2 separate regions of the Mus musculus genome follow, and region 2 is linked to region 1. The links are chromatin loops, found by intact Hi-C in ENCODE. Cell type or tissue: left cerebral cortex. All regions are shown on one strand. Links, peaks and the distances in the headings refer to the core of each region. The heading gives the core; the rest is flanking DNA. Region 1 holds the start of L1cam (L1 cell adhesion molecule). Region 2 holds the start of Pdzd4 (PDZ domain containing 4).

Region 1 (6,732 bases), core at 1,513-5,512:
AAAGGAGAGGAGAGGAGAGGAGAGGAGAGGAGAGGAGAGGAGAGGAGAGGAGAGGAGAGGGGAGGGGAGGGGAGGGGAGGGGAGGGGAGGGGAGGGGAGGGGAGAGGAGAGGAGAGGAGAGGAGGGGAGGGGAGGGGAGGGGAGGGGAGGGGAGGGGAGGGGAGGGGAGGGGAGGGGAGGGGAGGGGAGGGGAGAGGAGAGGAGAGGAGAGGAGAGGAGAGGAGAGGAGAGGAGAGGAGAGGAGAGGAGAGGAGAGGAGAGGAGAGGAGAGGAGAGGAGAGGAGAGGAGAGGAGAGGAGAGGAGAGGAGAGGAGAGGAGAGGAGTGGTGGCTGAAGCTCAAAATAGGTGAGGGCCAGTCAGTTTAATGATCAACAGCCAATATGTCCTCTTCACCCTGCTTAGCCAATCATGGAAAGTGTTTCTCATGGAAAGTAGCTATCTCTCAGTGACAGAAGAGTACAGACTTGGAAGAAGCCAACTGGGGAGCATAGCAGGACTCCCCTGTCTGCTAGCCTTCCTTCACTGTCTTCTTTTTTCTCTTCAAATTATCATGAAGGAAATAAACGGGAAATCTGTATTTCAAAAGGACAAGGATGGTATTGGTGACTGGTTACTTACATGTGCATTCTGGCCCAAGCAAGCACTCAGCAGTGAAAATCTATCTAGCAAATGGCTACCCACTCATGGATACTCAGTCCCTGGGCAGTCATTCTGTGAACAGCCCCCATGCCTGTGCATGGTGCTTTGCAGAAGGCTAGAGGCTGGGCACTGGGGGAGGAGTCTCTTGGGAGTAGGTAGTAGCTATCCAGGAGTGCTGTGCTGTGATGAATGTCAAATGTGTTTCCCCCTCCTTGGTAATCAGATCACAGGCAATTCCTAATTTCTTTTGTTCTCTATTTCAAATGTATTTCAGTAAGTTGCTCCTGTGTTTTTCAAATGTACTATAACAAAATATCAAGATATATTGCTTTGGGGATTGTACACACAAAAAATAATAGAGAATGACAGACTTTGGAATACAGCAAGGAGGCAGAGAAGTGGGGAGTTCCCAGTCCCAGCCCTGTCACCAATTCGCCATGTGGCCACAGACCCTTGAGGGTGACTGAAGGATTAGTGCCTGAATGGTAAGCAAGTATATACAGTGCTGCGTAGATGTTGGGCTAGGTAAGAAGCTAGGGTTGTCAAGTCCCACCATCTGCAGCAAGGGGTCCATCAGAGCTGAGGCCTTGGGCAAGCCCCACCCTAGCCACCCTACTAAAGGACCATAAAGGTGGGAAGAAAGGCTGCTGGATCTATTCACCACAAGGGCCATGTGAGTCAGCAAAGACAACACTGGGCTGCTAGTAACCGCTACCACTGGAGTTGCATTAATCAGGATCAAGACATCTACCTGAAAGGGGTGCCAGGCCCCCAGACAGATGGTGGTCCTGCCTCCCTGAGACAGATGGATAGGGGTTATAGACACTAGATCAGGAGGAGCAGTGGGCTATATCTGTTATTCTTTTCATTTCCTATCAATCAACACCCTAAAACTCTGAACCAGATAGAAGGGAATAAGGTATGGAAACGTCCCTCCTCCCATAATTAAACAGAGTATAAAACAATGTCTAAAATCGCTCCAGTCTCTACAGAAAGAGTCCCAGGCACCTTGCTTCCAGAAGTCCCTTGTCCTAAGCCAATGAGGCCCTTCTTCCCTTATTTTTACCTGATGGACCCATGGTCCACACCCATGTGCATCCACAGGCACATCAGTGAGTGCCCAAAACCATCTCTCTTAGTGTAGTCTTTATTGGCCAAAGAACCTAAGGGAGGTTCTGTGCCTGAGAGGAGACTGGTTTTGCAGTGCATTTGAGGGGATCCCCGGAGGGAATTTGGAAAGGAGGAGGTGAAGAACAAAGCCCCCTCCCCACTTTGGGGTGGAGGGGCAGGCAGCGCCCATCCATCCCTGATCCTTCTCCTCCTCCCATTACCGGAGGAGCTTCGCTCAATCTCCCCCACACCATGCTAGACACTGGCTTCTCCCCCACCCCAGCCGCAATCAGGACTTTAGATGGGGATGAGGAACAGCCACGCCCAGAGCCACACCCCACAGCGGTCGACTGGGTTAGATGGACGTTCTGCTGGGTTCACATTTCCTTCCTCACACGCATACACCCACAGGGATATGCCAACTTCAGCTCCACTTGCCCATACAGAACCTGCCTGACCACTCCTGTGCCCCTCCCTAAGCATGCATTTGGGGAGCCGCCCAGTTACCCCTCACCTGTCGAGCTCTGGCACCTAGCCACTTTCTCCAACCCCATTCCAGATCGCAGGGCTCAGAGCTCGGTGCCTAGCATGCATGGGTGGGGCTCCAGCCTTCCTACCGAGGAGGCACGAAACCCACTCCCTCTGAGCCTGAGGCGGGCTGGGTCTGGAACGTAGATGGTCGCTGCTGCGGTCAAGGGGACAAACCAGCCCACCTTACCTGCGCCGATCAGGTTGCCAGCTCAGTCTCTGTGCACGCCGACCTCGGACCTGCCACCCAGCGATGCCGCTGCCGACGCGATGTTGCTGCTGCTGCTGCTGCGGCGGCGGCGGCGGCGGGCGGGGCAGCGTGCGCGGGGAAGTGGGGGAGGAAGAGGGAGGGGGAGGTAGTGAGATCACCTCCCCCGCAGCAGGCCCCGCCTCGCCACACCCTCGTTCCTTGTTTCATCTGAACCTGGCCGCAGAGCCCCGCGCGTGATAGGGACCTCGTGGGGGGGGGGGGTCCTCTTCAGGAGCTCCAGCAGTCCCAGTATCCCCGAGATGAGAGTGACCCCCAACCTCACTATCAAGGATCCCCGCCGCCCTTGAGGCTTATATTGGAAGTCATTTGCAGAAGTATTCTCGGGATCTCGGGGCTGGACAGTGGGGAGAGGATCCAGACTGGGAACCAGATTACCTCGCCTCCACTTGGCCTTCGAGGGCTCTGGCTAGTAATGGGCATTCATATACCATTAGGTCCGGGCCGCGCCCTGGTCATGTGTTTGAATGTATCCGCACTCTCAGGGCAGAGCGCCTCTTGGAACCCCTGCCCAGCCACGACGCTAAGCCAGGGCTCTTCAGGGATGTACGCCTGAACCTGAGTCCCCAGCCTGCGAAGGAGGTGTGGCGAGGCACACCATACAGTCCCTCCTAAACACTAGGTCCCAGATTAGGCTAGAAGGGAAAGTTCTCAGAGAGAGCGCCCTTCAACCTGAAACCCCCTACTTCTGATCTTCCTCCCACTTCCCTCCTGCTCAGTGCCTTATTTCTTTGTCCTCGGGATTGGCCTCTTTCTGACCTTTCCTGGTCGACCTACTCTCGCTTACAGCCCTATGGGGAAAGCTTATGGAAAGGAGATTTTCCCAGTGGCGCCCCCTCCCAGGCTTAGGGCTGTGACCTCCCAAGCGAGGCGAAGCAGAGGGGGCTGGAATTCCAAAGTGAGTCCAGCTAGCTGAAGCTGCAGGGCAAGGAAGGCCTAGGGCCCAGATGGCAGATTGCAGCCCTGGTAGGTATGGTATTTTTATGAGCATGCCTGTTACTCAGTGAAGCATTCTGTAGGTCCTCTGCTCAGCCTGCCAACACTCCCCCAGTGGTGCAATGCCCTGATCCCATGAAAACACTTTTGGCACTCTGGCCTGGTTTCCCTTCTCATATGATCACCTCCTGCCAGCTTCCTTCCCATGAAAGAAAAACTTGGGGATGCCTGCTAGCACTCTGTGAAAGTCTGGATGTCTTTCCAGACATCCAAAGTGTACCATGGAGTCTTTAGGAAGAGTCATCTGAATGAAGTGGAGGCTTAAGCAAAGAGCTCAGAGGCCACTACTCCTTCTACAGGCCTGCCACTTGGCTCAGATGGATTCAGAATGAAGCTGCGGACCGTACTCATGAAGCTTCACTGGTTCAAATCTCCAGGAGACAGCAGAGGAGACTGAGCCAGGCAGCTAGGTCACGAAGCCAGGGGCCTTTTTAGCTGGGCAGAGAATGGTATTTTCCATGAGGCACTGAACTGAGATCAGTTTCATGACTGCACTGATGTAAGAGCGATAGGCCACAAAATTGGCCTCTCCTCTCCAGCTGCTCTCTTCACTGCCTTACTCCCAGACTGCACCCCAACTGGACCTAGTCTAGGGTTGATGCTGTTCTGGAACTTACTTTGTGGCTCAGTTTCATTTTAAACCTACATGCCCCTGTCTCATCCTGCTGAGTGCTAGGATTATAGGTGTTCACTATGTCTAGCTCTGTTTGCGAAGCCTAGACACAAGTTTTATTTCATCTCTCAAAAATCTTTGTCTTTTAAGTGTCAGCACTTGGGAGGCAAAAGCAAGCAGATATCTTGTAAGTTTGAGGCCAGTCTGGTTTACAACGTGAGTTCCAGGCCAGCCAGGGCTGTAATACAGAGAAACCCTGTCTCGAAAAACAAAACAAAACAAAACAAAACAAAACAAAACAAAACAAAACACCAAAAAAAATCAATTAAAAAGTAAAAATCCAATTGCTTGGCATCATGGTACATACCTATAATTTTGGCACTGAGAGGCAAAACAGGAGGACCTTAAGTTTGACACCAAATTGGTTTAGTGAGTTCCAGGACAGTGTGGGATACACTGTAAGAACCTGCTGCAAAAAGAAAAAAATAAATAAATAAAATAATCAGCTTCAGGAATAGGGCTAATGGGTCAGTGCGAGGCTCTCAAAAGACAAAACACAAAAACCAGCCATGAAATTGAACTTGTAGTGAAGTTGACCCTTTTGAGACACAATTGTTTCAGGAGGGTTTTTTATTTTTCTTTTGTGTTTTTATTCTGTTTTGTTTTGTTTTATGAGATTAAAGCCTTACTCTGAAGACCAGGCTGGCCTCCAACTCAGAGATCTTCCTGCCTCTGCTTCTCCAGTGCTGGGATTAAAGGTGTGAACCACTGCTGGTCTGAAGTTTTTTAATTATTTTGCTGATTAAAAAAGTGAAACCCCAGAGGCAGGCGGATTTCTGAGTTCGAGGCCAGCCTGGTCTACAAAGTGAGTTCCAGGACAGCCAGGGCTACACAGAGAAACCATGTCGCAAAAATAACCAAAAAGGGAAAAAAGACATAAAAATTATTTTTAATCATGTGCTTGTGTATGGGTGCTGGTGCCTAAGGGGGTAAGGATCCCCTGGGATCTGGAATTATAAGCAGTTATGAATTGCTTGATAAAGATGCTAGGAGTTAAACTCTGATCACCTGGAAGAATTGCACATGTTCTTAGCTGCTGAGTCATCTCTCTCTAGCCTCTGTGTTCTTGTTTGGTTTTATACTTACTATCCTGCCTCAGCTTTCCCAGTACTGGGATTAAAGACATGTGCTGTCATGCCCACCTTAGTTTGATGAGTTTTTGATACTTTATATTGTGGCCACCACCAAAATCAAGCTTCAGAACATTTCCATTACCTTCTCAAATTCTCCCAAGCTCTTTTACAGATATCCACTCCCTTCATACTCTGACCCCTGACTTCCACTGATCTGTGTGCTATATTTTCTAGAATTCTTTTTAAATGGAATCATAGAGTATTTGTTCTTTTATGGAGCTTAATTCACAAAGCATAGCTTTTGAGATTAACCACCCCAACCACCTACTGCCCTCCCCGTGTGTGTGCATGTGTCAGTGTGTGTGTGTGTGCATGTGTCAGTGTGTGTGTGTGTGTGTGCATGTGTCAGTGTGTGTGTGTGTGTGTGTGTGTGCATGTGTCAGTGTGTGTGTGTTATCAGTTCCCTTACATTGCTGAGTAATAGTCCAGTATTTGAATGTGTCATACCGTATTTAGCTGTTTACTTATTGAAGTATCTCAGGTGCTTACAGCTTTTGGCAATCATGAGTGAAGATGCTCTAAATAACTATTTACAGGATTTTGTGAGGTCATAAATTTTCATTTGTCTAGGATGGCTACCTAGTATTGAGATGCTGGATTGGATAGTAAATTTATATTGTAGTTGATCCAATTTAAACTTAACCCTGACTAGCTTACAAATGAATGAGAATCAGACTATAGTTATTTTATTTGGCTTTGACAATTAATTGAGGGTAACCCCTAATTTACTTTTTTCTTTTAAAAAATATTTATTTTTATGTACATGAGTACACTGTAGCTGTCTTCAGACATATCAGAATGGGGCATCAGATCCCATTACAGATGGTTGTGAGCCACTATGTGGTTGCTGGGATTTGAACTGCTCTTACAAAGGATTTAAATTCAGTTTCTAATACCCATATCAGAGAGTTCACAACTCGACTCCAGGAGATCAGATTTCTTCTGGCCTTTGCAGACAGCTGTACTGACCCTGCTCTCCCTCCCCCCCCAATGTAAATAATCTTCAATTAAATAAATTAACAAAGAGACTGAGAGCAAACCCAAGTACACTGTCTTGATCATCTTGAATTAAATATGCTTTCTCCTTGTTTTGTAGAAGTTACTGTAGCTATTTTACTACCCTAAATTCTTATTTATTAATGTTTTTTTTTTCCGAGACAGGGTTTCTCTGTGTAATAGCCTGGCTGTCCTGGAATTCACTCTGTAGACTAGGCTGGCCTTGAACTCACAAAGATCTATCTATCTGCCTCCAGAGTGCTGAGATTAAAGATATGCACTGCCACTGCCACATGCATTCTTAACAGAGTGTGAAGTTAATCAATATCTCAACTTTGGTGGTTATAATGTAGGTCTACAAATTCCCTGATAGTCCTCTCTCAAAAGG
Region 2 (6,732 bases), core at 923-4,922, 58 kb before region 1:
ATGTACACACACATTCATGCAGGCAAAATGCTCATATACAATTAAAAATAATAATAAAATCCTAACATAGCCAGGCAGTGGTGGCACACACCTTTAATCCCAGCACTTGGGAGCCAGAGGCAGGTGAATTTCTGAGTTCGAGGGCAGCCTGGTCTACAGAGTGAGTTCCAGGACAGCCAGGGCTACACAGAGAAACCCTGTCTCAAAAAACAAAAACAAAACAAAACAAAACAAAAAATCCTAACAATTTTTTTTATCTAACACAAATTTAACAAAGGAAATACAAGCTATATTTGAAATAAAGACTTGGCCCAAATAAACAGGCAATAAATACTCTACAATCTGATTTAATGCCACCCCATCAAAATTCCAGTTTATTTTCAGAAAACAAGATGATCCCAAAATTCATATGGAAAGAAACAAAGGACCCAATAAAGCCAAAACAACCTTTAAAAAAAGATAAAGTTGGAAGACTAAGTACTTCCTAACTTTAAACTTCCTAGACTGTTCCATCATAATAGCATACAGATATGTAAATGGGCAATAAGCACAAGAAAAGATGCTCTACCGCATTTAGCCAATAGATATGCAAATTGCCAAATCCACAATGAGGTGGGGGGATGGCTCCTTGGTAGAGCTCTTGCCTGGCATGTGCAAGTCCTTGGCTTCCATCTCCAGCACTATATCTGAGCAAACAAACAAACAAAAAATCCACAAAAAGATGCAATTTTATTACCAGAAAATTACAAGTGTTGACAAGCATGTGGAGAAATTGGAACCTTGTGTTAGTGTTAAATGGTACCATCACTGAGAAGTAACTGTACTTCTGTAAGTTACCATATGATCCAGCAACTCCATTTTTAGGTATTATTCAAAAGAATTGAAAGCAGAGATTCAGATATCTATATACCAGTATTCATTGTAGTATTAGCCACAATAGCCAAAAGCACTGAAATGTACTCTTTGAAAAGATATATTGTATCACTGTGAATTTGATATCTAAAAGCTATGATTTTCTTTGACGTTCTAGTGTATCATGGTGAGAAAGTCTGTACTGGCAAGTTGTAGAGGTCATGAGTATACATGGATGAAATCATTTTGAAAGATACAAGGAGGGGGCTAGACAGATGGTTCAGCAGTTAGGGGTGCTGACTGCTCTTCCAGAGGACTTGGGTTCAGGTCTAGTGCCCATGTAGTGGGTCTGGGTGCCTCACAGCTGTCTGTAACCCCAAGATCTGACACTGTCACATAGATATGCAAGCAGGTGGGATGCCAATGCACATAAAATAAAGGCAAATACATTTAAGAAAGAGAGAGGCAGGGAGAAGAGTACTCAATATGGAGGAAGTACACATGTTTAAGGATCTTAGGAAGCAGAATTCATTAATTCTGAAAACTACCTGGGTTTTAAAGCAAAAATTGCCTTCTGCTCTGAAGGAAACTCTCCTTGAGGCCTATATGAGTATTCATCTCCCATAAGCTATTCATTCAGGCTACCTGATAGATCTCATTGTTTTCCATATATTGTTTCTATATTCATTCCTTTTGTTTTTACTTTATTTGAAAGGATAGTTCTTCCTTTAAAAAACATCTGGTCTCTAATTGGGTCAAGGAGAACCAGGAAAATGAAAGTTTGTGTCCAAACTTTAAAAAAGTAGCATCCCATGGGAGCTGAACACAGGGACTCTCTTACCTAGGGTCACCTCAGCCTTCCTGCCCATTGAAACCTCAATGGAGGCAGTCCTAGTTTTGAAATCCAATGGGTTCTGCTGAACCTATTTTGTTGGTACCCAGAGCTAGGTAATTTCAGATTGTTTGTTTGTTTTTGAGACAGGGTTTTTCTGTATAGCCCTGGCTGTCCTGGAACTCACACTGTAGGCCAGGCTGGCCTCGAACTCAGAAATCCACCTGCCTCTGCCTCCCGGATTAAGGGCGTGCAACACCACTGTCCGGCTCTTTTTTTGTTTTGTTTTGCTTTTTGTTTTTCGAGACAGGATTTTTCTGTAGTCCTAGCTGTCCTGTAACTCACTCTCTAGACCAGGCTGGCCTTGAACTCAGAAATCCTCTGGCTCCCAAATGCTGGGATTAAAGGCGTTTGCCACCACTGCCCGGCTTAATTTCAGAGTCTTATTCCAATAGGTGTGGCATTGAGCAGGTGAGAACTTCAAACAGTAGGAACAAGAGAGGAGAAACAACACTGATGTGGTCTGTTTGGCTTTGTGCAGACAACAGGAGACCACACATAGTCAAATAGAGAAGACCAGAAACGCCAGCAGGCTTGGACAAGACCACCCCCAACCTGGCCCTCCATGCCCACCCTCTCTTGCACATTACCTCTTATTCTTTCTAATAGAGAAGGTAAGATCACAGCAAAAATTTTGGGCTCCCGAGGCCACCTCAATACCACTACACTACTATGATTGACACAATCTCCCCTTCTACTCCCGCCACGTTCCTGAAGGTTTTTCCTCTATTCATCCAGGAACCTACAGGTTCTCCCCCAGCCAACACCTGCGCGCACTAATTCCCTGGTTCTGATCAACAAGTTCAATAGCTGGGGCACAAGTCACTAGACTCACCTGTCTGCTCCCACTTTGGCTCCTGGTCCCGACTCCCTCTTTTCTCTACACTCAGCCCTAGTATATTTCAGTGCACATCATCCTGGACACATTTCACTAAAGTACTCTCAGGGTGCACACACAGAAAGTATAGACGCGCGGGGCTGGCAAGCCTCGGCGCACACACAGACGGGGCACAGGCACGCACTCACGTAGTCACGCCACGCACAGGCAAGGAAACCCCACTCGTGGCTGAGAAGGTGGCTCAAGGTGCAAGCGGGCAGCAGGGTATCTCCTGCCGCCCCGCACGCGTCGCTCTCAACACCCTCCTTGTCCTCAAGGCCCAACAGGCCAAAGCGGATGCCAACAGGCAGAGCACGTGCTGGGCACCACCGATCGATCCCCGCGTCACCCACTCACCCAAAATGCCTGAGGCCCTGAAATCGACAGTCGTGACTTAGTCTAGAGAGTGGATGGGAAAATGGGTACTCAAACCCAGCTCCATTGACGACGTTTTAAATCTGGCCTGCCAGGCCCGGGATTCGGCCTCTGTCCCGCAGGCACTTCACTGCTTCTTTGGGTCAGGCTCCAACCCTGGGACCATGTGCCGGGAATCCAGACCGTTGCTATGCAACCTCCATCCCGCGCGGGCCACTGAGCGCCTCACTGTCCCGGGACAGAATCTTAACTTCCCACCTGGGCTGATCTGGACACATGGTTAGTGGTCGTTACGCACTCGGAGTGCCAGGTGATGTGCCTTGAACACCTACATATCTTCTTCACCCAGTTCCTTCCATCCCTGGATGGTTCCCACAGGGCGCCAGCACCCAGCAACCCATAATCTGAGGGCGAGATCAGCTCCCTACCTTTTTCTCTCGAGCCCTCTCGCCCTCCCACACCTGCCTTTCTTGACTCTACCTGGCCCTCCCCCTCGGGGTTTACAGTTTTCCTAGGTCCGGCTGCGACCCTCTCCCCAGCAGCCCAGGCGCCCTACCTGAAGCATCACTTTGTACTGCTCCTCCGGTTTCTGGACCACACACATATTACATCCCATGATGCTGGCCGGCGAGGGAAAGAGGAGAGCGGGAAGAGGAAGGTATCTTTCACTGGCCAGTGCGTGGGACCACGGGTCCCGGGCCTGGGCCCGGGGCCATACCTTACCCCGGGGGGCCGAGCCGCCTAGCGGGGGAGGGGGGCACGCCCCCAAGAGGAAGGCAGCTCCAAGCCTCTCGACTTAACTCTTTGCTGGCCGAGGCCAGACACAGGCATGCTCCTTCGCACCCAGCCAGGGGAAAAAAAGGGCGGCGGGGGATGGGCGGGCGCGCCGGGCGTTGCCTGGCTACGGCCCCCCCACCCCAGGAGGCGCGGGAGCGCGCCTGCCCGCCGGGGCCGTCAGGGGCTGTCAGGGGCCGTGGGCCACACGGCTCCCCGCCCGCGGGGCCGGCCGCTGCCGCTGCCTTTGCCGCTGTCGTCTCCAGCTCCCGCCCATGGCCATCAGCCCCGGGAGTCCAGCCTCTGGGCTTGGCGACGTGGCCCGGCCCGCCGACGGAGAGGCGGCCAGGCCCACGCCAGCTGTAGCCTCGCAGGGTCCCGCTTCTCTAGCTCACGGCGCTCTCTCAGAGCCTGGCCCACAGCCGGTCGCTTGTCTCCAGCTCCTGCCTGGAACACCGGAACGCGCGCGCGCGCGCCCGCAGCAACAGCGGGGGAGGTGTGCGGAGAAGGGGCGCACGCGCGTGGGAGAAGCAGAGGCTGGGTGCGGGCGGGAGCGGCAGGGGGCCTCAGGAGTCGGCGCAGGGAGCTGAGGGCGGGGCCTGAGTCCCTGAGACCAGATAATGCCAATGTCCGAGGGCGAGGTGTCTAGTGGACCTGTCTGCTAGGTGTGTCCCTGAGAAAAGAGGATCCTGTCTGAAGAAGAAGCTTCCCTGGACTCCTGAAGAGAGTTCAGGGCCTTGGTCTCAAGGAGAGGCTATTTCACCCCTTTCCCAGGTTCTAAATGTATCAGCCCCAATGTCTGTACTCCTTCCTCTGTCTCTCTTTAAAGACTGGTTCCCTGCTTTAACTGAGCCATTCCCTTGCTATCTCTGAAACGGATACCTTTGTTTAGAAGAAAAACGTGGGGGTGCTGTAGGTGGCAAGAGAACTACAGAGAAGCCTCATTCTTTGGGGCCTTTATGGGCACCCCCCTTGCTTGCACTGAAACCGCTGTCTGTTTCTCAGTTCCAGCCTTCCCTCCTCACACTTCTCCTTTAGCCTCTTCCCTCCCACAGGCTGCCCCTCTTCTTGATAAACCAGAGGAAAAGATGGCCTTTGGCTAGATAACAATGACCGATTGAAAGCTAGGTTCCCAGAGGCTGCCTGAGAGAGCTGCTTAGCCCTCTTACCTGCAGAAGATCCTTTGATAAAATTGTCTGGTCTTTATCTCCAGGCTCTGGCGAGTGAGGGGATTTATAACAGCATAGAAATGTTTAATTAACAGTATTGGGGGAGGCTGCTTCAATACTTTTCCTTTCCACCCCCACTTTGGTTCAAAAGACAGAAATAGGAATAACCTGAAATCCAGAAAGGAAGTATGAGTGCTTATAAACTGTCTTTCCCAGAAAGCAAAACTTGAGCCTTTCAGGAGATGACCAGTAGATCTTCCTGAGGAATACCCTTTTTGAGAGCTCAGTACAAATGTCTGTGGATGGGAGGCACTGTGTTTAGATCAGCCCCGGGGAGAGGAGATGGACCCTAGTCCTTCCACCATGGTTACTGCCACAACAGCCCCCTCTGCCCTGTAATTTGAGCTTCCTCATGCCTACAGCATAAGATCTAGATCACCTTACTTCAAGAGCAGTCTCTTAGAAATATCCTCTCCAAATCTTTTTACCTTCTAATTGTATGTATTTCACCAAGGTCCTGACCAGTCATCAAAAACATTTTCCCCCAGCCTAGCCCACAGAACTTAGCACAAGTCTTTCTTCCTTCCTTCCTTCCTTCCTTCCTTCCTTCCTTCCTTCCTTCCTTTCTTCCTTCCTTTCTTTCTTTCTTTCTTTCTTTCTTTCTTTCTTTCTTTCTTTCTTTTTTCAAGACAGGGTTTCTCTATGTAGCTATAACTGTCCTGAAACTTGCTCTGTAGATCAGTTTGGCCTCCAACTCAGAGATCCTCCTGCTCTGCCTCCCAAGTGCTGGAATTAAAGGTATGAGCTATTACTACCTACCTAGCAGGATTGGCCATTTCTTCCTCTACAAAAGGGTATGGCTTCCATGGAGGCTTTCCCTCCCAAATATCCCTCAGATCAGCAGCATGCTTTTCTTTATCCTGACATGAGCTAACTCATAAAGGAACTAGATTGCAATTGAGCCCCTGCCTGAGTTCATGTGTATGAGCTTAGGAGAAATGGCAGGACCATAGAAGCAGGTGGCATGGGGACTAAATTACCTGTTCACATATGTTGTTGAGGCCTCTTGACCCCAACTGGGCCTGGGACTTGACCTGAATGTGTGTCTATCTTGAACTTGATAGGCCTGATAATACTCAGCTATAGACTCTTGGATGTCCTAAGTACCTGGTGTATGTCAGAAGCTTTATTTTTTCTTTTTTAATATTTTTATTAGGTATTTTCCTCATTTACATTTCCAATGCTATCCCAGAAGTCCCCCATACCCTCCCCCCCACTCCCCTACCCACCCACTCCCACTTTTTGGCCCTGGCGTTCCCCTGTACTGGGGCATATAAAGTTTGCAAGTCCAATGGGCCTCTCTTTCCAGTGATGGCCGACTAGGCCATCTTTTGATACATATGCAGCTGCAGTCAAGAGCTCAGGGTTACTGGTTAGTTCATAATGTTGTTCCACCTATAGGGTTGCAGATCCCTTTAGCTCCTTGGGTACTTTCTCTAGCTCCTCCATTGGGGGCCCTGTGATCCATCCAATAGCTGACTGAGAGCATTCAATTCTATGTTTGTCAGGCCCCGATATAGCCTCACAAGAGACAGCTATATCAGGGTCCTTTCAGCAAAATCTTGCTAGTGTATGCAATGGTGTCAGCGTTTGGACCCTGATTATGGGATGTATCCCTGGATATGGCAGTCTCTAGATGGTCCATCCTTTTGTCTCAGCTCCAAACTTTGTCTCTGTAACTCCTTCCATGGCTGTTTTGTTCCCAATTCTAAGAAGGGGCAAAGTGCCCACAC

Evidence for each region. A loop is a pair of places that touch in the nucleus more often than their neighbours do. Peaks named below come from ENCODE experiments on the same cell type or tissue, not always from the same donor. Only the 100,000 strongest peaks of a DNase experiment are listed, where the experiment ranks them.
Region 2: it touches region 1 in a loop (8-fold over the local background); 1 of 42 quality-filtered maps calls a loop at or near these places.

Annotation. Positions count from the first base shown.
Region 1 is chrX:73,878,226-73,884,957 of GRCm38, forward strand. It overlaps L1cam (L1 cell adhesion molecule), which reads right to left and starts at 2,609. Exons shown (of 29, transcript NM_008478.3): 1 at 2,469-2,609. In left cerebral cortex, for the core only: a CTCF peak has its summit at 3,618; DNase peaks (open chromatin) are centred at 2,192 and 2,586; H3K4me3 peaks cover 1,558 bases; H3K27ac peaks cover 1,463 bases.
Region 2 is chrX:73,820,730-73,827,461 of GRCm38, forward strand. It overlaps Pdzd4 (PDZ domain containing 4), which reads right to left and starts at 4,240. Exons shown (of 8, transcript NM_001029868.2): 1 at 3,553-4,240. The coding sequence starts at 3,612. In left cerebral cortex, for the core only: no CTCF peak of the experiment used is centred there; DNase peaks (open chromatin) are centred at 2,496, 2,746, 3,393, 3,886 and 2 more places; H3K4me3 peaks cover 2,268 bases; H3K27ac peaks cover 1,417 bases.